Regions from separate parts of the Homo sapiens genome. Here all the other regions are linked to region 2. The links are chromatin loops, found by intact Hi-C in ENCODE. Cell type or tissue: PC-3. All regions are shown on one strand.

Region 1 (8,000 bases), 490 kb after region 2:
AATGTCTGAAAGAGGTGACTGCTGCTTCAAAAGTGCAGACACCTTTGCAGGACTACAAGGATGAGGAAGAATCAGGGAAACATTATATTGCCAGAAAAACACAAGAAGCTTTCCAGTGTGTGACCACGAAGAATTGGAGGTACATGAATTGCCTGACAAAGTATTCAAAATAATTGTTCTAAAGAAGCTCAGCAAATTACAAAAAAACAAATATTTTTAAAAGATCAGGAAGACAGAATATGAACAAAACAAGAAGGTAAGCAGAGATTCAAAACTTGAAAAAAGAACCAGATAAATTTTCAAGCTGAACAGTATGATGACTGAAGTAAAAAATACCAAAGATGCTTCAATAGCAGATTACATCAAGCAGAATAACAAATAACTGAATGCAAATATAGATGATTGGAAATCATCCAGTCAGAGAAGAAAAAGAAAAAAAATGAAAAAGTATTAAGAAAGCCTACAGGTCTATGGGACACCACCAAGAAAACTACTATTTGGATACTAAAACTACAGATGGTGAAGAGTGCAAGAAAGAGGCAGACAGCTTATTTAAAGAAATAATGGCCAAAAAGTTCCCATCTGGGAAAAGAGAATATTGAATTACAAGAAGCTCAGGAATATGCAATTAAATTCAACCCAAAGAAGAGTTCATCAAGACACATTACAATCAAACTATCAAAATTCAAAAACTAAGAAAGAATTCTCAAAGCAGCAGAAGAAGCATATCACATACAAGGAAGCTTTAATATGGCTACCATTAGATTTCTCAGCAGAAACCTTACGGGCCAGGAAAGAGTGTGAGGATATATTCTAAGTGCTAAAGTAAAAAATCTGTCAACTAAGACTACTATAATCAGCAAATCTGTCTTTCAGAATTGAATGAGAAATAAAAACTTTCCCAGACATAAGCTGAGGGAATTCATCAAACAAGGCCTGCCTTAGAAATGCTAAACAAAGTTTTCCAATCTGAAAGAACAAGATATTAATGAATGAAATGAAAAGATATGAAAGTATAAAACTTACCAGTAAAAGTAAACACATGGTCAAATTCAGAATACTCTTACACTGTAATCATGGTTCCAAAGTTTTATCATATTGGTGTGGGCAATAATGTTTTAGATATGAACACAAAAGCAGAGGAAATAAAAGTGAAAATAGACAAATGGGATTACATGTAACTAAAAAGCTTCTGCATAGGCAAGGAAACAATGAACAGAGTGGGAGACAACCTTTGGAATAGGAGAATATATTTGTAAACCATACATCCAGTAAGGGGTTAATATCCAGTATACAGAAAGAACTCAAAGAACTCAATATCAAGAAAACAAATAGCTCAATTAAAAAATGGGCACAGGACCTGGATAGACATTTTTCAAAATAAGACTTAGAAATGGCCAACAGGCTGGGTGCGGTGGCTCACATCTGTAATCCCAGCACTTTGGGAGGCCAAGGTGGGCAGATCCCTTGAGGTTAGGAATTCGATACCAGCCTGGCAAGCATGGTGAAACCCCGTCTCTGCTAAAAATACAAAAATTAGCCAGGCATGGTGGCACACGCCTGTAATCCCAGCTACTCGGGAGGCTGAGGCAGGAGAATCACTTGAACCCGGGAGGCAGTGGTTGTAGTGAGCCGAGATTGTGCCACTGCACTCTGGCCTGGGCTACAGAGTGAGACTCTGCCTCAAACAAAAAACAATCAAACAAAAACCAAATAGCAAACAGATATATGAAAAAGTGCTCAATATCAATAATCATCACAAAAATGCACATCAGGCTGGGTGTGGTGGCTCACACCTATAATCCCAGCACTTTGGGAGGCCAAAGCGGGTGGATCACTTGAGGTCAGGAGTTCAAGACCAGCCTGCCCAATATAGTGAAACATCTTCTCTACTAAAAATACAAAAATTAGCTGGGCATGGTGGTGGGTGCCTGTAATCCCACCCGCTCAGGAGGCTGAGGCAGGAGGATCACTTGAACCCGGGAGGCAGAGGTTGCAATGAGCCGAGATGGCACCACTGCACTTTCTGTAGCCTGGGCAACAGAATGAGACTGTGTCTAAAAACATAAATAAATAAGGCCAGGCGCAGTGGTTCACATCTGTAATCCCAGTGTGATTACAGATCACACTGTGGGAGGCCAAGGCAGGCAGATCACCTGAGCTCAGGAGTTTGAGACCAGCCTGGTCAACATGGTGAACCCCCGTCTCTATTAAAAATATACAAATTAGCTGGGCATGGTGGCAGATGCCTATAATCCAAGCTACTTGGGAGGCTGAGGCATGAGAATTGCTTGAACCCAAGAAGTGGAGGTTGCAGTGAACCGTGATCACACCACTGCACTCCAGCCTTGGCGACAGAGAGAGATTCTGTCTCAAAAAAATAAAAATTAAAAAAAAAAAAGAAAGAAAGAAAAAAAAAAGAAAAATGCAAATCAAAACCACAATGCAATATTGCCTCACACCTGTTAGAATGGCTATTTTCAAGAAGACAAAAGTTAAGGATTGGTGAGGGTGTGGAGAAAAGGGAACATTTATACAGTGTTGGTGGAAATATAAATTAGTTCAACCATCATGGAGGCTTCTGAAAACACTAAAAATACAACTACCTTATGATCCAATAATCCCACTTGTGGGTGTTGTTCAAAGAAATTGAAATCAGTGTGTTGAAGAGACATTTGTCCTCCTATGTTTATTATAGCATTATTCACAATAGTCAAGATATGAAATCAAGGTAAGTCCCCATCAACAGATGAATGTATAAAGAAAATGTGGTATACATACACAATGGAACACTAGTCAGCCTTAAAAAGAAGGAAAATCTGTCATTTGCAACAACATATATGAACCTGGAGGACATTATGCTAAGCCAGGCACAGAAAGATGAATACTATATTATCTCACTTGTATGTGTAATTTTCAAAACTTGAACTTGTAGGGAGTAGACTGGTGGTTAATAATCTGAAGGGAGGGTAAAAATGTGTTGATCAAAGGATAAAAATTTTAGTTAGAGAGAAGGAATAAGTTTTTGAGATATATTGCAGAGCATGATGACAATAGTGATAAGGTATTGTACATTTCAAAAACTGCTAAGTAAATTTTAAGTATTCTCATCACAAAATAAGTATGTGAGCTGAGATATATAGTAATTAGCTTGATTTAATTATTCTACAATGCATGCATATATCAAAATACCACATTTTACTCCATGAATATATACAATTATTTGTGAACTAAAAATACATTTGAAAAAGAACTACTAGAAAAACTAAAAATGAGAAAATAAATAAGCACATTAATTAATTAATTAAAATCCTTGTCTAGTAAGTTTAATGTTGGTACTTTCTCAGGGACCATTTTTTGTTAATTACCTTTTTTTCTATATATTAGCTATAATTTCCTGTTTTTTGTATGCCTTGTAATTTTTTAATAAAAACTGCACAGTTTTAATATTATAATGTGATACCTTGGGAAATAAAATTCCTCCCTCTCCCTAGTGTTTGCTGGTGATTTTTTTTTTTTTTTTTTGAGATGGAGTCTTGCTCTGTCACCAGGCTTGGCGCGGTCTCAGCTCACTGCAACCTCCGCCTTCCGGGTTCAAGCGATTCTCCTGCCTCAGCCTCCCGAGTAGCTGGGATTACAGGCGTGTGCCACCATGTGCAGCTTATTTTTGTATTTATAGTAGAGATGGGGTTTCACCATATTGACCAGGATGGTCTTGATTTCCTGACCTCATGATCTGTCTGCCTCGGCCTCCCAAAGTGCTGGGATTACAGGCATGAGCCACCGCACCCGGCCACTGGTGATGTTTTTAATAGATTGTAATTTTTTTTGAGGTAGCGTTTGCTTTCTCACCCAGTCTGGAGTTCAGTGGGGCAATCACAGCCCACTGTATCCTTGAACTACTGGGCTCAATCAATCCTCCTGCTTCATCCTCCTGAGAAGCTAGAACTACGGGTATGCACCACCACGCCTGGCTAATTTTTATATTTTTTATTTTTGTAGAGACAGAGGTCTCTCTATTTTGCCCAGGCTGATCTCGAACTCCTGGCCTCAAAAGATCCTCCTGCCTTGGCCTCCTAAAGTGCTGAGATTAAAGGTGTGAGCCAACGTACCCAGCCCATTTACAGTATTTTTAATGTTGACGTGAACTATGTATACAATTGTTAAGCATATACTCACTGAGCTTTAATATGTATAACCCCGTGTTCTCTTTTGATAAACTAGAAAACCTTTCCCAACATCCTAATACACTTTTGAAGGATATCATAAATAGTGTGTTTGAGGGCTAGAGGAATGGCCCAAGTACTGTGATGAGGTTCATAGGATTTGGGGCTATTTGGAAGACCCTTACAAGGCATATAGCACAACTTTTCTATCTGTTGATTGTCTCTGTAGCATCCTCACAAAATCCACTATTGGCTTGCAGGTCTTCAGAGACTGGCATTCACCAGTTCTGGAGGTGTTAACTGTTCCATCTTTGGACAGCTCAGAGTATTCAGACGTCTTTATTTATTAGAACTACACACAACAGGACTATTCATCAACTTCCCCCATTGCAGACAGCCCTTTGAGTTGTAAAGAGCCCTTCCCCAGGTCTTTTATTTTCTTTTCCATAATATGTCCTGGTCCCTTTAACTGCTTTTCACTGGTGATGATTTGGAGGGCCCCCACCAGCCTGCTAATTAGATCCTGAAGGCTTTATCAAAGTCCTCTTTAAATGGCATAGCCCTGAAGCCAAGGACAGACTCCTGTTTAGTGGGGGGAGGGGCTCTTCAAATTAGAGGGGGTTGAGCACTTTTCTTTGACCCTTTCTTCTGATACTGACCTTGTATGAATCAGACTTTCCCCCCTTTATATCAGATTCTGGTCCTGCCCTGTATACAACTTTGGCTCCTTTCCTGCAGACAGGCTCAGTGCTTCTTTGGTGATTTTATGCTGCCATCTGGTGGCTAAGTCGACAGTGCCGGCTTTTTTTGGGCCTAATTTAGCAGAGGAGAGGATGTACAGATGAACATAGTGACAATCCTAGAACTGGAATAATCTGAATCTTTAAAAAGAGGACCTGATTTCTTCCTATTGTGTGCCATGTGATTGGGAGCCCAAAGAAGAGGATGCTAACACAGCTATGGCATGGCCACAGAAAATATGCCTGAAATATCCCCATCAGAGCCCAACTCTTACTAGCTAATTGACTTTGAGCAAGTCACTTTTCCTTCTAGTGTCTCAGTTTCCATACTTCTGATCCTAACAGGTTTATAAAATGGAGCCAAGCAGTAGTGAAGGTGAGGCCAGGTCGGGAAGAGGAGGAAGTAAAGTGAATTGAAAGCTAGTGAGGGCAGGGGAGTAAGTAAAACCTGAAGGTGATAAATGGCAGAAGAGGGCAGGACTGCTCTAGGGCAAAGGCCTAGGCAAATATTTTTCAGAAGTTCCTTTTAATGTAAACAGTTTGATTAAAAATATATTACAAATACATGGGCCCATGTGAGGTGTAGTGATTTATCAATGAAAATTTAGAATACCAGGTGGAGAAGAGATGCTTACGTATTTGTTTATTCAACAGTTCACATATCAATTTTTATAATGACCTTGCACCATATCTTCCTTTTTAGGTCCAGAAATCATCTCTTTGTGTTTATTGTCAAATGCACCATTCCTGGCTAATTTCACATCTCCCTCTATGAGAAAAACATAGCAACACTGTACTACTTCCATTTTTGCAATGGCACTCTGGAACCTCTTTGTATTGAAATTATAAATTTCTTGCTTTTGCAGTTTCTTTAGCCTAAGGGTCAACAGTGGATTTAGGTAGGCCACAGCTCTGAACATGTCCTGTGTCCAATGTGAGTGTCACCCCATAACGGCACATCAGCACCATTTTGCATGCCTAGCCTTAAGAGTTACCATTTAAAAAACTCCAATGACAACCAATGAGAGTGATCTGCTAGCGTGGCTGCCCACCTGGAACCAGGGCCTGGTCACAGAAACCCAGGACAACCAGTTTATAAATTGTCTTTTTGCCTTTTTATTTGAAAAGGTATTTTTGTGAAACAAAAGGTTTTAATTTCAGAGTCAAATTTATCAATCTTTTATATTTGATGCTACTTGAGTCTTTAGAAAATTTTTCCCCAACTAAATTTCTTTTTTCTTTTTTTGAGATGGAGTCTTGCTCTGTCGCCCGGGCTGGAGTGCAGTGGCACCATCTCGGTTCACTGCAACCTCCGCCTCCTGGATTCAAGTGATTCTCCTGCCTCAGCCTCCCAAGTAGCTGGGATTATAGGTGCCTGCCACCATGCCCGGCTAATTTTTGTATTTATAGTAGAGACGGGGTTTCGCTATGTTGGCCAGGCTGGTCTCAAACTCCTCACCTCAGGTGATCCAGCCACCTCGGCCTCCCAAAGTGCTGGGATTACAAGCATGAGCCACCGCGCCCGGCCAACCAAATTTCTTAAAAGTATAGAACATTTCCACACTTGTAGAAACTTCTAGTAGATAAAGTTGTATTAGAGGTTTGGTAATCCAGTCTTTCTGATAGCTGCTTCATAGGTGTCACTGTAGGTAGTTTCTCTCTTTGTTAAGCATTGTTTTCTCAAAGGTACCATTGTATTGCACCACTTTACAATACAATAACCCTCATTTGGAATGACAAGTCAGATTACTTTTTTTGTTTGATCCAAGGACACTTAGAAGATGGAAGGTATTTCTTAAGGAAGAAAATTTGCATACTTTATTATTTTTCTGGAAACTGAAGAGCAAGCTTACCTGATAGATTTGGGTCGATAGTTACACTTTCCAGTTCAGCCAGTGGGAGGGTAATGTATCCTTTGACTTTCTAGAAGTTGCTCTATAATACTTAAGTTGCCATTGTCTCCCTTCTGGTTCTCTGTTGTTTCTCGAATGACATAGAAGAGTTTATGAGATTAATTGCTTCCTACTGAAATAGCCAGGTTTCTGAGGGCAGCTTTGGCTTTTATATGAGCTTTTTCTTCCTACCACTTATCAGTTACTGACAGAGGGTCAACTTCACTACTGTGTCATATGGTTGGTCCAATGTTGGGTTCCTCAGATTCATGGAGGAAATAGGAAAATAGTAAAGATTAAGGAGTCATAGTTAAAAAATTACAAACAGGTCACAAACAGTACTCTTTCTTGATTATTTAGGAACCAAATAGCCATTCTATGAAATGTCTTTCTTTCCTTTTTCTCTCTTGCTCACCAATTGACTCGTAAGCACTTCCGTTCTCTTATGGTTGGGAGCCATACAAGGTAGAGTGTTGGAGTAAAAACTACATTGACTCTGAATCATGGTGTGTGACCTCGGGCACATGATGTAACCTCTATAGGACTCTATTTTAATGTATAAAACAGGAATAATCCTTTATTATTATCTATGCAATACATATTCCATTATCTATTACATGGGATAATGGAATGGGAAGTCCCTTGAAGATGGTACTAACCTCAATGTATTACTCCTTTCTAGCTTCTTTGGTTCAAAAGTTTGGTGGAGGAGTTACAAATTCTGGTTTGAATGATATATTTGGATACTTTATCAACACATCAAAGCTCTACCTATCCCTTCCCCCATTCTCAAAACCAAGCTGAATTAACATCTTTACATTTATTATGCAGTTTATGGAGGATTTTAGCATTAATTATTGCTTGATTTACTCAATGTCCCCATGTTATAGATGAGAACTGGAAAACCCATTGAAGTTGTGACTCCTGGTCTAGAAATGAAGTCTACTTCCAGTTAATGTTCTTTCTGGTATGTCTTTGCTTTCTTGAAATTTCCCTTTTTTGTCCTTACTGGGTAAATTTTGAACCAACCAAATCACAAAGATGTCCGGCTTTCAATCTTCTAGGCCACGCCTCTTATGCTCTCTCCGCCCTCAGCCCCCCCTTCAGTTCTTAAAGCGCTGCAATTCGCTGCTGCAGCCATATTTCTTACTCTCTCGGGGCTGGAAGCTTCCTGACTGAAGATCTCTCTGCACTTGGGGTTC
Region 2 (8,000 bases):
CTGGAGCCGGGCACGGTGGCTCACACCTGTAATCCCAGCACTTTGGGAGGCCGAGGCGGGCAGATTGCCTGAGCTCAGGAGTTCACGACCAGCCTGGGCAACACGGTGAAACCCCGTCTCTACTAAAATACAAAACATTAACCAGACATGGCAGCGTGCACCTGTAGTCCCAGCTACTTGGGAGGATGAGGCAGGAGAATTGCTTGAACCCAGGAGGCGGAGGTTGCAGTAAGCCGAGATTGCACCATTGGACTGCAGCCTGGACGACAGAGTGAGACTCCATCTCAGAAAAAAAAGGCCGGGCGTGGTGGCTCACTCGTGTAATCCCAGCACTTTGGGAGGCCGAGGCGGGCAGATCACAAGGTCAGGAGATTGAGACCATCCTGGCCAACATGGTGAAACCCTGTCTCTACTAAAAATACAAAAATTAGCTGGGTGTGGTGGCACATGCCTGTAATCCCAGCTACTCGGAAGGCTGAGGCAGGAGAATCGCTTGAACCCGGGAGGCGGAGATTGCAGTGAGCCGAGATCACGCCACTGCTCTCCAGCCTGGTGACAGGGCAAGACTCCGTCTCAAGAAAAAAAAAAAAAAAAAAAAAGAAATGGGAAGTCTGCAACCGGTTGTAATCTAACTGTAGTAAGTATTATGATTGTTGCACTGATTTACCAGAGATCATCCAATTTGGGGCCTTCTTCCCCTTTAGGGTGCAATAATCCCTCTTGTTCATCTCAGGGTTCTTGCTTAACCAGGGCCCTGACTGTAGGTGGTTTGTTTGGCCTAGGAGGGAGGTGACCTTACTGTTGATAGTTATTTTAATTTAGGCCAGGTGGGGTATTGTTTGTAGAATTAACAGGCAACACTTGGCTTTGAATTTGTGTTTCATGAGTTTCTACTAAATCTAGGGCATCTATGGCCTCTTTACTGTTTTAGTATTAGCCATCATTGCCAGTAAAGAGGACATAACATATATTTGTTGAGAGCCCTCCTGAAAAACAACTAGATGGATTCAGGATTTAATTCAACATCCTCTGGACTTGCCAAGTCATCATACCACAAAATATGTGTTGCCTGATAAGCCCACTCCAACATCCCCAAATAGCGGAGGAGATCATTGGCCTTGACTAACATTTTCCATTGACAGTTGGCTTAGGCTGTTAAAAGGCCTACGATAGCCTGTGCAGCCTGTAAAGCCATAAAAAATCCATATCAACAAGATATATTTGGGCCAACATCCAAAGTCTGTTCTGGGGATCATTACAACCTTCTGTACAAATTGTGCAGGATCCTTTAATAGAGACACCATTTTTTCATCTCATACTATGGCAGCCAACTGTTTAATGTCAGTGCCCTTTAGGTGGAGCTAGCTCTTTGCCAGGTTCCTTCTATATAGCTAGGCAGACCCTTTATCATTCAGTTTCTGGGCTAGGTCTTTAAGGAGAGAAGCAGCCTCAAGGTGAGAGAGAGGATATATCTCCTCCACCAAGTAAAAATTAGCACCTCTTTTTTGGTCCTCCCCTTTTGTCTTTTCTGTCTTTATTACTTTGCAGGTGGTTACCAGCAAAGCAGAGGGCAAGTCATCCCAGTCACTACTGTGGTGACACCATGCTGCTTTTTTTTTTTTCTAGTGAGCACCAGTCCTCCTCTACAGGTAGTTTGGGGGGGGGGGGGTCCTACTTCCTCTTCAGGTGGCATGCTGATGAGAAGCTGCCTAGAGCAAGGTCCAGCTTATATCTTGTGATTTGGAGCACATGTATAGCAGGACAGTGACTTCTTTTAGAGTCCTGGGAGGAGCAGGGGTATAAATTTCCTTAACTTTAGTCACTTTGAGCAATGCAGCTGGGTGCGGTGGCTTGTGCCTATAATCCCAGCACTTTGAGAGGCAAAGGCAGGCAGAACACTTAGGGCCAGGAGTTCAAGACCAGCCTGGCCAACATGGCGAAACCCCATCTCTACTAAAAATACAAAAATTAACTGGGTGTGGTGGTGCACGCCTGTAATCCCAGCTACTCAGGAGACACAAGAATCGCTTGAATTCGGGAGGTGGAGGTTGCAGTGAGCTGAGATGGAACCACTGCATTCCAGCCTGGGGAACAGAACAAGACCCTGTCACCAAAAAAAAAAAAAAAAAAAAAAAAAAAAAAAGGATGGGCGCAGTGGCTCACGCCTGTAATCCCAGCACTTTGGGAGGCCAAGGCAGGCGGATCACGAGGTCAGGAGATGGAGACCATCCTGGCTAGCACGGTGAAACCCCATCTCTACCAAAAATACAAAAAATTAGCCGAGTGTGGTGGCAGGCGCCTGTAATCCCAGCTACTCGGGAGGCTGAGGCAGGAGAATGGCATGAACCTGGGAGGCGGAGCTTGCAGTGAGCCGAGATCGCGCCACTGCACTCCAGCCTGGGAGACAGAGCAAGACTCCGTCTCAAAAAAAAAAAAAAAAAAAAAAAACCCAGAAAAAAAAGAAAATGCTTTAGCCAGCTCAGCCCAAGAATTGGGATCTCAACATCCTTCCAAGGAAGGGATAGAGTGACAACATTCTCAACAACATAATTGTGTCACATCAGCAGAAGCATACTAACTGCTTGCAAAGGCATCTTTCCCACCTGCATTTAGGTGACCTACCCTAATCTGACGCATCTGCCTTATTAATTAGCTCCTTTGCCTACTATAGTGGTCCCCAAGGACAAAGATGTCCTCTCATCTCAGAGTACTTCAAATCCTTAGCTGAGCTAAGGGAGCTCCTTTCACTGTAGCTGTTATGGGATCAGGGGCAGCCCACTCTTGGTCCAGAAGCATGAACTCTTCTCCTTTTCCTGTTTGGGACCGTGGATCTTACAACTTCTAGCACCTGCCTAGCGAGGGACCCAGGTGGGCTGGCTGATCTTTCCTGGGCAGCTTAGCATTTCTGACCATAAAAGTTCTAATGATGTGAGTTCACTAAAATACTGGTGCTACAACTTGGCCAGGCGAATGAGGTATATAGGGAGACCACAAAAACTATAGAATGAAGTACAGCAAAGAGTGATGCCATGCCAAACTGATGCAGAGGTATTCCAAATATTGAATTCCAATCACTTAAAGGCCTTCCAAGATCAATTTGCCTATTTATTGTCCTACCGATGGGAATAGACCTCTTCCCAATTGCTTGATCACCAGGATCCTATAGAACTCACTTGTAGGATTTTGAGGCTGAGCCAAAAAAGATAACCACAAGGTGGCAGTAGCACATAACAAGCTTTGTTTGGGTGGCACTTGGAGAGGTTGCTTGAGAGAGGAAGTCCTTCACAGCAGGAGACTATCCAGAGGCAACTGTACCGGGTCATTACTCAGAAGGGGAAAGGGCAAGGGAACTCCCAGGGGAAAGCTGAGGGCTGAATCAGAGATAGAGTTTATTTGTGTAGGTTATATTACTCAGCAGCAAGATGGGGAGTGTATTAGTCCATTCTCACACTGCTATAAAGAAATACCTGAGACTGGGCAATTTATAAAGTAAAGAGGTTTAATTGACTCATGGTTCTGCAGGCTGCATAGGAAGCATGGCTGGGGAGGGCTCAGGAGACTTTCAATTATGGCATAAAGAGAAGGGGAAGCAAGCACGTCTTGCATGGCTGGAGCAGGAGGAAGAGGGGTTGGGGAAGTGCCACACACTTTTAAACAACTGGATCTTGTGAAAACTCTATAACAAGACAGCACTAGGAGGATGGTGCTAAACCACTGGAAACCACCTCCATGATCCAATCACCTGCAACCAGGCCCCACCTCCAGAATTGGGGATTACAATTGAACATGAGATTTGGGCAGGGACGCTGATCCAAACCATATCAGGGAGTTTCTGGGTTAGAGAGCATCAAAGGTCAGCATTAGCTTGGTTTTTTATAGATACAGGGTTTGTCTTATCAATGTCTAGCAGATGTTAGGTATAGTGTTGTGGAGTATGTAAAGCAGGCTGGCTGTAACTGGCCAATCTGCCAGAATCTGCTTAGTTGATTTATATTTAAAACAACTGGATGTGTAAAAATTTTAGGCTTTTGAGCTACAGGTACTAGCCTGCTGTGAAGAAGTAACAATATGGGGGCAATCTTTAGCTTAATTATATAACAGTAGTAGCCATACAGTTTATAATTGAAACACTTTGATATAGACTTTATTTCCTGGTCATTGGAACACTTTGATTGTAGACATTGTTTCCTGGTGGATATCAATGACACATCTCCTCAGAGGGATTGTTTCAGATCTGGCCATGCGATGGTGTAATGAGGCCAAAGAACCAGCAAACCCTCTGAGTACTGTATCTGATATCATAAGTGTTTTCCATTGTATCTAATAAGGAGTTAGAATTAAACCCTGAGTTTATAAATCTTCCAAACAAAAACTCAAAGGGAGAAATAACACACTTGCTGAAACAGGTGACCTTATTTTTAATAAAATCAATGGTAAAGTGTGATAAGATTCTGGGCTATCACAAGCCAGTGGTTTGATATTATTTAGCCAAAAAATTCTTTAGAGTATGGCCTTACTCTTCCATCACGGTATATGCAGTCAACTCTATTCCTTTCCTTGTCGTCTCACAAGACACTTAGGATCAAGTGATTCCTAGCTAAGAAACAAGTATGAAATCATCCCATTCTGGATTTGGATGAAAACTGGTAATAAAATCAAGTAAAACTCCTGGAGGATGCATTGGTTAAGAACCAAGCTTAGTCTATAAGTGTAGCAGGACAAGCCGCAGACAAAACTCCTCAGACGCCGGGTTAAAGAAGGAAGGAGCTTTATTCGGCCGGGAGCGTCAGCAGACTCACGGCTCAAAAACTGAGCTCCCTGAGTGAGCAATTCCTGTCCCTTTTAAGGGCTTATAACTCTAAGAGGGGTCCGCATGAGAGGGTTGTGATCGATTGAGCAAGCAGGGCATACGGGACTGGGGGCTGCATGCACCGGTAATCAGAATGGAACAGAACAGGACAGGGATTTTCACAATGCTTTTCCATACAATGTCTGGAATCTATAGATAACATAACCAGTTAGGTCAGAGGTCGATGTTTAACTACCAGGCCTGGAATGCAGCACCAGGCTGTCTGACTACTGATTTCACTTCTGTCTTTTCTTTAACTCCTACTTTTTCTTTGAGGCAGAAATTGGGCATAAGACAATATGAGGGGTGGTCTCCTCCCTTATTAGGAATTGAACATGAGATGGCACACATATTTATGCTGTATCAAGGTCACAATTATCTTACTGTATAAAACTGAAAACATCACTATCTGGACAGTTGGACATGTTTATGGGGAAAATTATGTTTATCTTTATTTCTATGCTCTGTACTAGTAGGTTGGTTCATTAATAAATATGTGAAAACTTTTGTTTAAAAAAATTATTTAGAATATGCTTCATTCATTCTTCTTGTCCATAAGACTGGGAATAATAAGGAGTATTGTAAATTACTGGCAATTTTTTTTTTTACAGAGCTCTTAAGTTACCATAGAAATGAAATAGCTTTTCCCAACAGATTCCAGATATTTAGAATTCCAAAGGTTGAGATGATAAAATTCAGTAAGGCCTTGATCACTGTTTGAGCATCTGCTTTAGCTGATAGGAGCACTTCCAGTAATTCAGACATCATATACAATTATTCTAATCAATATCTCTTACCTTCTGAGGACGGAAACTCTATAAAATCCGTTTGCTACCAGATTCCAGGTAATAATGCCTTCAGTAGGCTTCCTTAGCTTCCTTATGTGCCCCCTGTAAACAATTTTTCTGACAAGCAACATACCTTTGTATTATATCCTGAATTATTTGATCTTTATTCCAAGTGTGATAAGATTCCAAGGTGTTCAGTATATTTCTTTTGTTTAAATTAGTTTGTTGACAATATGAAAAAGGCATCCAAGGTACAACAATTGAAGTGCAGGAATAATTTTATTGTATAATTCCCAAAGCCCTATGGTGTTCTTAGATACCCTTGGTTTCCAATTTTCTAAATCTTGTGAAGTTGCACGTTTCTGAAATTGTGAATAGGAATCCCCGGATATAAGTAATGGTGATTAAATTTCTCCAGTCAAAACTTTAGTAGCCTTTTTCACAGCTTGGTGTGCAAATTAAATTTCTTTAGACGTTTTACTGTGTCTGGTATGCACACCACAATGAATTACAGAAATCTGTTGGAGAAGCTGGGATAACTCTAAAAGATTGAGAATTAGTTTACAATGTGATATTTTAGTTCACATGGATGTTAGAAAGCCTCTATTCTTCCATATTTGTTTCATAGCATGATAGACTCCAAATGCATATTTGCTATCAGTATAGATATTTACTTCAAGATTGGTGGCTAATTTAAAAGTTTGTGCAAGAACTATGAGTTCTACTTCTTGGGCTGATTTTATGTTTGCAGAGGATAAGCCTCTAAAACCTCATAAGGAGATTCTGGGAATATGGGAGAATAGAAAGTCCCAGGAACCGGCCGGGTGCAGTGGCTCACGTCTGTAATCCCAGCACTTTGGGAGGCCAAGGCGGGCAGATCACAAGGTCAGGAGATCGAGACCATCCTGGCTAGCACGGTGAAACCCCGTCTCTACTAAAAATACAAAAAAATTAGCCAGGCGTGGTGGCGGGCACCTGTAGTCCCAGTTACTCGGGAGGCTGAGGCAGGAGAATGGCATGAACTCGGAAGGTGGAGCTTGCAGTGAGCCAAGATTGGGCCACTGCAGTCAAGCCCAGGCGACAGAGCAAGACTCTGTCTCAAAAAAAAAAAAGAAAGTCCCAGGAACCTATCTCCCCACATAGACAATAATCACACTGGAAGAATCTGTCTGATGTAACTCTTTGGAACTCTGGAGACTCCAAAGTCTGGAGACTTCTGAATGCTTGGAACTTCCTTGGAAAGGCTTAGATAGTAAATTGTGGTTAATTCCAATCAATTTCAGCTCTTAGTATAGTAGCAACTACCCATCCCCTACTCCCAGCCACGTGGCATGCAGGTGTGCACATATTTCTGGAGCAACCTACACACAGCTTGTAGGAGCCAGGGTAGGCAACAATGGACCCTGTCCTCCAAATATCAGGGATTCATGCTCTCTAATCACTAATTGCTGCTTTTAATCACAGAAGTGCAGACAAAGAGGTGGGTGGCCATTGCTGTTCTACTTCCCAGTATTGTTTCAAGTCCCTCCCACTCTGGCTAAAGTGACTTCCAGGGCATTTTAAGGTCTGGTTCTCTTTTCTCTCCCCTTCATTTTTCTCTTTTTCCTCTTTTTGGGGACTAGGACATTCAAAAGCAACTGCATACACAGGGAAAAGTAGAAAGTGACTGTGCACACCCAGGGAAAGTTACAGACTCAGAAAAGACCTATGAAGACCTTAAGTTTATACCTCAGGCTGCTCCTTGGTACAAAGATAGCCTACAACAATAAGAAACAAAAACAAAACCAATAAGCACTAACAAAAAAAGTAAACTCTGGGGGAAGGGGGATATCTGATATCCAGTATTACCACATATTAGATTCAAATGTCCAGTTTGCAACAACAAAAACAAAAAAACACAAGGCATACAAAGAAACAAGAAGGTATGGCCCATTCAAAGGAAAAATAAACAGAAACTGTCTCTGAATAAAACCTGATAGCACATCTACTAGAAAAAGACTTTAAAATAACTGTCTTAAAAATGCTTAAGGAACTAAAAGAAGATACGGAGAAAGTCAAGAAAACTGTATGAACATAATTGAAATATCAATAAAGAGATAGAAAAACTAAAAAGAGGCTGGGTATGGTGGCTTATGCCTGTAATCCCAGCACTTTGGGAGGCTGAGGTGGGCAGATCACCTGAGGTCAGGAGTTCAAGGCCAGCCTGACCAACATGGAGAAACCCCATCTCTACTAAAAATACAAAAAAAATTAGCCAGGCGTGGTGGCGCATGCCTGTAATCCCAGCTACTCGGGAGGCTGAGGCAGGAGAATTGCTTGAACCTGGGAGGCAGAGGTTGCGGTGAGCTGAGATCACACCATTG
Region 3 (8,000 bases), 110 kb after region 2:
CTGTTGTCTCATTACAGTTATGCCCTTTTAAAGTCCTCTAAAATTAAGGGCCCTGTAGAAGTGATGGTCAACTCTATTTTCCATATGAATTATTAGATTTGGTGCTGTCTTGTGAAGTAACTTGATACGATAGATGTGTAGTATGAATTTTGTCCACATGGTTGTGCCCTTGGCAGAACTGCACGTACCTGAAATGGTTCCCTAATTTTTTTCTAGTATTACTATCCAACACTTCCTCTCATAATCACTAGTGTATTGTATAATTGTTAAGTGTCCTTTATTCATATATTTAAATTAAAAGAGTACTCTGGTAGGATTTTGAGGGCCAATAGTGTATTTCCACTGTTTGAGGTATTAGGAGGGCTATTTACTGATACCTGTAGTGCCTTCCCATTCTGTTTATCATGCACCTCTAAATTTTGTGACTTCCTGTTGCACTAAGCAATGATAATGGAAATTCACTAGTAATTGATTATTTATAGTTTGTGATAGTGGCATTGGTAATATTGCCCTTCAGAGATTATTACTCCAGTAGCTATCTAGTTTGCTGTTCTATTAGTAAACCAACATTAATGTAGCTTTCTTGAGGGCATTGTGATTTTTAGCTATTGTGGTAGGTTCTGATATGTAGTTTTGCTTGTATGATTTCCTTGTTTATAGCTCAGTTTTTGTTACATGGTATGTGAAGTAGTAGGCTTGACATTAGCTGTATACAACACATAAACTAGATTTTTCATCCTTGAACCTTGAAACTCCAAGGAGCTGTCCAGATTTGCGTACTCTATTGGAATAAAAAGACTAGAAAGAAGCATTGTTATGGAAACCTTGCAGTACTCAGTTCACCCAAAAGACCTTTTAGAAATGTTAGTTCACCATTCCCATCAGAAATTTGATTATAGGAAGATCATAACAATATAATCTGATCTCCTTACTATAGAGGCAAAAAATATATTCAGTTAAAAGCTGTTTACATATAATGTCATTTTATTTCCACACGAAGGTGACATCTTAAAATCGGTCAGTGTAATTATATTAAAGTGGCTAATTTCCTGTACAGTAATTTCCTCCACCACTTATCTATGGGCGATAGGTTCTAATTCTCCTGGTGGATCCCTTAGACTGGATAGTACCGAACCCTATATGTTTTTATCTACACATACATACTTGTGGCAAAGTTTGAGGTGTGACAGCAAAACTAGCACGAATTTCTTTTTCCTGCACAATTTCTCAAACTCCTGAGTTCAAATGGTCCTCCCACCTTGGCCTCCCAAAGTGCACTTAGAAAATTTGTTACTGCAACCTCAGTATACAATTTTTTTTTCCTTATTCTGTTGAAAATGTTCGCCTTTTTACTAAAGGAAGCATTTTGTGGCTTCTCTTTGGCACGTCTGTATTGATGGCATCACAGCTCTTATATTGGGGTCATTGTTAAGCACTGTGTTACTGCAGCAGTCAATCTGAACTGAGAAGGGTGCTAAGTGACTAATGGATGGTAGCATATAATGTGGGGTATACACTGGAAAAAGGGGTGATTCTTTTTGCTGGACAGTTTGAGATTTCATTACATTACTCTCAACGGCAGACAATTTGGAATTTATGAATTGTTTATTCTTGGAATTTTCCATATAATGTTTTTGAACCACGTTTGACCCCAGGTAATAGAAACTTTGTAAAGGAAAACCATAGATAAGGGGAGAATACTGTAACGTTAGGCTTCTTTCCCCCCATTTCTGTTTTATTTTGTTTCCCTTATTGTCAGAAAGTATGTTCAGTATGGCCTCCTTGTGTACACAAAGTAATTTTTGGTGGAAAAGAAAGTACTACCATTAGTCCACAGCATGTCCTTCTGAAATTATGTTGGATGCTTGTTATCATGGATTTGGTTCTCATAGGGATATTAATACAGTACCCTAGTCAGTGTGTTAGTGAGCCAAAAATATGTTTGAAAATGTTCATGGATGTTTGCGTCTTTTTTTTTTTTTTTTTTGGCTTGTTACAAGTTCTGGTTTATAGGTTTTGACATCCTTTGCATTGTTGGAAGTGTGCCCAGTGTTGCTACCTAATTTGTGGAAATTCTGTAGTACCACCTTAGTCCACAGTGCGTCCTTCTGAATAGTTGCATAGCTTGCATAACTAATTTGGTGTGAAATTCTAGAGTGAAAACTAATATGGTAACCTAATCACTGTGCTATGTTGAGGATTTCCAAGGGTGCATGATGTATTTTACGCATTTTTCTAATTACAATTCCTGGCTTATAGACTGCATAGGTATTTAATATTGTCTAGTAAAGTGTGTTGATGTACAATTTCTTGTTTAATTCAGTACTATTATTAGCTACATGGTTCTGCTTTATCGTTGCCATTAAACTAAATATATACTGATTATTTTCATCAGGCACCAGCGTTAATGTGTTTCTCCTAAGTGAGTTGACCTCATGGGAATTCATCACATCTGTGGACTATATTTTAGTGTTAAAGGCTTAATGTACTACTGTTTCAAAACTTACAAGTATTGGTATTTCACATGCTTTTAAAAGTACTGTTGTACTTTTTTTTTTTTTTTAAGACAAGGTCTCTCTGTCACCCAGACTGGAACATGGTGGAGCAATCATAGCTGATGGCAGCTTTGAACTCCTGGGCTCAAGCCATCCTCCCGCCTCAGCCTCCTGAGTAGCTGGGACTACAGGTGTGCACTACCAGCCCAACTATTTTATTTTATCTTATTATTTTATCTGAGACAGCATCTCGGTATGTGACCCAGGGTGGTATCAAAGTCATGGGCTCAAGTGGTCCTCCCACCTTGGCCTCCCAAAGTGCTGGAATTACCACACCTGGCCTACATGTTGTAGTTTTGTTGCAGTAAGTTCAGTTGACTTTTGTTAAATGTACCCCAGTAAGCACATGCCCTGTGGTAAGTCCTGTTGTGTAATAAAAAACATGGTATGTATCAATGTGCTTTTCCTATAGTTGTCCTCTGTCTTCCCAGGTTTTTTTTTTTTTTTTAAACAGTCATCTAGGGTCCATAAATATGATGCAGTAATGAGTGATGGTTTAGTTTTGCTGGTGTTCTCTAGCAGCCCCTATTATATACTTCACAGTATTTTCATTCTCATCTCACTTCTGGTTTCAAAAATAATTTTTTTTCATGGCAAAATTTGTTTAGGTAGTGTGCTTTAGTGTTGTCACCTGGTGGTTCAGCACGTTATAGTGCTTTACACGTGTAACTTCATTGTTTACCTTTAATTCAACGTTGCTATTTAGAAAGGGTGCATTCCAATAGTATTAACCACTTAACCCATTGCCACTCCAATTGGCTGTCTGGAATTTTTTCTGTTGGTAAAATGTTAGTTATTAAGAGTTGCTAACCATAGGTTGAATGGTTCCTGAGGTACTTTAACTTGCCATATTATGAAAGCACAGCCCATGATTTGTCATACTGCAAAGATTGACTTAACTACTTTAACAAGAAACGTATTCCAGAATTTTATCGTGGTGTGCAGTCATTGCTTCTATCTTGCTGTCCTTTATTAAATAGTATTAATTTACACCATAGTCACCAAGAAGACTATATTTTGGTAGGCTTTGGGGTTTATCTGCCTGCAAGAAAATTTATTTTCCACTGCTTTATACTGGTAATTAGATATTATTGTACTTTCAAATCTTTCACTGAAAAATATCTAGTTAGGTCAGCATGCCCTATGTATTGTAGATGCGGTTCTGCTATGGTTTTTCACCACCGGTGGTTGAATGTAGGGTGGTACCTTTATCTAGTTTTGAGTTTCTTTAGTGACTCATTTTTGCAGTCTTACATCTGCTACTCCTCTATTAGATTATTATTTAGCCCAAAAGTATTATGGGATCATTTGACTTCATGGCGTCACTGGAAAACTTAAATGTTCTGTTGGATGAAAGTGTTTCACTTATAGTACTAATCGCCATGTGGTATTCCTTTACTTTCCCTAACATTTGCTTGTTTGTTTTTATTGTGTATCTACATGTATTGAGTAGTTAGGTGCTTGTACAAATCTTCTACCTTCACTCATGGTCAATCAACTGTAAACCTTACCTGGGGCCAACTTGCCAAAGGTTTTACAGTTAACAAATGGTATTTGAAATTTGTAGTAAGAGTAAATGCTTTGGAGTAGGAATGCCTATCTCAGCAATCCTGCTAAGCACTATACTCTGGATAAGGTAATTACCTTCTTTTGTAGAAAAGAACTCGTGATATAATTCATATAATATAAAGTTCACCATTTTAAAGTTTAGTGACTTTTAGTATATTCATAGAGTTGTGCGACCATTGCCACTATTATAGTTTACAACACTTTCATCACCACCTCATTAGCACTTATTCCCTATTTCCCTTTTGCCAACCCTGACAACTACTAATTTAGCTTTTTGTCCCTATGGATTTGTCTATTCTGGGCAGTCATATAAATCATGCAATTTCTTACCCTTGTTACTGGCTTCTTTTAACTACCATGTTTTTTTGAGATTCATCTAGATTATGGTATATATTACTGTTCTTTATTGATGAATAATATTTCACTGTATGGATATATTTCATTTTGTTTATCCATCATTTGACGGATGTTTGCATTTACAGATGTTGTCTTTTGTCAGTAATGGTGCTAAAAACATTCATGTACAACATTTTATGTGGGCATGTTTTCATTTTTCTTGAGTATACATTAAGGAGTATAATTGCTTTGTCATGGCATGTCTAGGTTTAATGTTGTGGGTAATTAACAAATTTTAATAAGGTGCCTGCACCATTTTACATTTTCATCTGCAATATGAGGAATTACATTTATTCATATTCTCACTTGTTATTTTCTGCCTTTTAAAATTATGGCCACCTAGTGGATATGAAATATCTTATTGTGCTGTTGACTTGTATTTCTGCATTGAGCAACTTTTCATGTGCTTAGTGGTAATTTGTGTATCTTTGGAGAAATGTCTGTTCTAATCCTTTGCTCATTAGAATTGGGTTATATGTGGTTTTGTTGTTATCAGAGTTCTTTATATAATCTGGATAACAGACTCTTATTGGATACATGATTTACAATTATTTTCTTCCATTCTTTGTATTGCCTTTCCACCTTTTTGATGACATTGTTTATAGCACAGAAGTTTTTAATATTGATGAAATCTAATTTATCTATTTTTTTTTGTTAGTTGTGATTTTAGTGTCATAACAAAGAAACCATTACCTGACCTAAGTTGTAGCTCTTACATTTAGGTGTGTGATTCATTTGGAATTTACTTTTGTATATAGTTTAAGGAAGAAGTCCAACTTAGTCCCTTTGCATATGGATATCCAGTTTTCTCAGCACCATTTGTTGAAAAGACTACTTCATCATTGAATTGTCTTGGTACCCTTGTTGAACATCAGTTGATTCTAAATATAAGAGTTTATTTTGGACTCTCAATTTTATTTTATTTATCTCTATATCTATCCTTATGCCTGTACTACACAGTATTGATTATTGTAGCTTTGGAGTAAATTTCAAAATCTGGAAGTATGAGTTCTCCAGCTTTGTTCTTTGCTTTGGCCTTGATTATTCTGAAGGCTTTGAATTTCCATATGAATTTTAGGATCAGCTTGTAAATTTCTAGAAAATGCCAGAATTTTGCTAAGGAAAGCATTTAATCTGTAGATCAATTTGTGGAGTATTGCCATGTTAGAAATATTAATATTCCCAATCCATTAACAATAGATACCTTTCTATTCATTTTATTTTTCATAATATTGAAAATGGAATTATTTTCCTAACTTTAATTTTGGATTGTTCATTGCTAGTGTATTAAAATACAATTAGTTTTCTGTTGATCTTGTATCCTCCAATGTTTCTGAACTTATTGGAAAAGCTTTTCTAATAGTTTCACTATTAGCATTTTTTTGTGGATTCCTCTGGGTTTTTATGTTTATGTCACCTATAAATATAGATAGTTGTACTCTCTTTCCAATTGCATTGATTTTTTTTATTTCTTTTTCTTGCCTAATCACCATGGCGAAAACCGGCACAGAAGTAGCAAGAGCAGTCATCCTTGACTTGTTTCTGACTAGGGGTAATACAATTAGATTTTGACTATTAAATGATGTTAGCTGTATGGTTTTTTTTTTCTTTTTCTTGCCTAGGTTCACAGAGCTAGCTATACAGTATTTGTAGATACCCTTTGTCAAATGTAGATAGATCCCTTTGTTCCTAGTTTGTTGAGGATTTTAAAATTATAAATGAATTTTGTCAAATGGCTTTTTTATGTCTGTTGACACAATCATGAGGTTTTATCTTTGTTCTATAAATACCATGCATATGTAAATATCATGTATTGAATTAATTGGGGAAGTGTTTCCTCCTGTAATATTTTTTGAAAAGTTATGTAAATAACTGATGTTTATTATTTAAACGTTTGCAGAATCATCAGTGAAGTCATCTGTTCATGAATGTTTCTTTATGGGAATTTTGTAGATTAACCATTCAATCTGTTTTTTTTTTTTTGAGACGGAGTTTCACTCTTGTTACCCAAGCTGGAGTGCAATGGCGCGATCTCGGCTCACTGCAACCTCCGCTTCCCGGGTCCAAGCTATTCTCCTGCTTCTGCCTCCCGAGTAGCTGGGATTACAGGCATGCGCCATCACTCCCGGCTAATTTTGTATTTTTTAGCAGAGACAGGGGTTTCCCCATGTTGGTCAGGCTGGTCTCGACCTCCTGACCTCAGGTAATCTGCCCGCCTCAGCCTCCCAAAGTGCTGGGATTACAGGCTCGAGGCACCGTGCTCGGCCTTCAATTCTGTTTTTGTAAGTATTCAGGTTTTTTTTCTTGTGTCAGATTTGGTTGTTTGTGTCTTCCTAAAAACAAACATTTTGTATAAGGTATCTAATTGGCATACTGCTTTTGATGGTATTCCTTTCTAATTCTTTTATTTTCCTATAACATTGGTGATAATGTCTTTTTTATTCTGATTTTATATGTGTTTTCTCTGTTTTTCATCTTTGGTCTAGCTACAGATTTGTTCATTTTTAAAATTATTTCGAGAACCACATTTGCTTTCCTTAATTTTCTGTTTCTCTGTTTTTTAAATTTATTTTTACTCTATTTTTTAAATTATTTTCTTTGTCCTAATCAATTTTTTTTTTTTTTTTTTTGAGACCAAGTCTCACGCTGTCACCCAGGCTGGAGTGCAGTGGCGTGATCTTGGCTCACTGCGACCGCTGCCTCCTGGGTTCAAGCAATTCTCCTGCCTCAGCCTACTGAGTAGCTGGGACTACAGGCACATGCTGCCATGCCTGACTAATGTTTTGTATTTTAGTAGAGACGGGGTTTCGCTGTGTTGCCCAGGCTGGTCTTGAACTCCTGAGCTCAGTCAGTTCACCTGCCTCAGCTTCCCAAAGTGCTAGGATTACAGGTGTCAGCCACTGTGCCTGGCCCCTAATCAATTTTAGTTTGATCTTTTCCTAATATCTCAAATTGGAAAGTTAGCTTATTTATTTGAGATCTTCATTTCTAATGTAGATGGTCACAGTTTTACTTTTCCCTATAAGCACTGTTTTTGCTGCATTCCATAAATTTTATGTTTTGTTACATTTTCACTCATCTCAAAGTATTTTCTAATCATTTTTGGGATTTCATTTTTAATCCATTGGTTGTTTAGGAGTTTGTTGTTTAATTTACACATATTTGTTTGTTTATTTTGAGACAGAGTACCACTCTGTTGCCCAGGCTGGAGTGCAGTGGTACAATCATGGCTCATTGCAGCCTTGACCTCCTGGGCTCAAGTGATCCTCCTGCCTCAGCCTCCTGAGTAGCTGGGACTACAGGCATGTGCCACCACACTTAGAATTTTTTTTTTTTTTTTTTTTTTGGTTGAGATGGGGTCTCGCCATGTTTCCCACACTGATCTTGAACTCCTGGGCTCCAGGAATTCTCCTACTTTGGCCTCCCAAAGTGTTGGGAATATTGGCATGAACCACAGCACCTGACTTGCATATTTGTGAA

The links. Peaks named below come from ENCODE experiments on the same cell type or tissue, not always from the same donor. Only the 100,000 strongest peaks of a DNase experiment are listed, where the experiment ranks them.
Region 1: a loop joins it to region 2, with 37 times the contacts of the local background. A loop is called at or near these places in 71 of 110 quality-filtered maps.
Region 3: it touches region 2 in a loop (4-fold over the local background); 13 of 110 quality-filtered maps call a loop at or near these places.

The regions. Positions count from the first base shown.
Region 1 is chrX:73,852,652-73,860,651 of GRCh38, reverse strand. XIST (X inactive specific transcript) reads left to right here and starts at 7,938. Exons shown (of 6, transcript NR_001564.3): 1 at 7,938-8,000. In PC-3, a CTCF peak has its summit at 4,952 (motif pointing left); a DNase peak (open chromatin) is centred at 4,931.
Region 2 is chrX:74,339,421-74,347,420 of GRCh38, reverse strand. No RefSeq gene overlaps it. Among named protein-coding and RNA genes, the nearest start is that of ZCCHC13, 39 kb to the right of the region's middle. In PC-3, CTCF peaks have their summits at 3,001 and 3,203 (motif pointing right); a DNase peak (open chromatin) is centred at 3,300; H3K4me3 peaks cover 393 bases; H3K27ac peaks cover 769 bases.
Region 3 is chrX:74,227,175-74,235,174 of GRCh38, reverse strand. All of the region lies in intron 5 of FTX (FTX transcript, XIST regulator), which reads left to right. Among named protein-coding and RNA genes, the nearest start is that of MIR374B, 13 kb to the right of the region's middle. In PC-3, CTCF peaks have their summits at 181, 2,132 and 4,851 (motif pointing left); DNase peaks (open chromatin) are centred at 2,044 and 3,294; H3K27ac peaks cover 1,673 bases.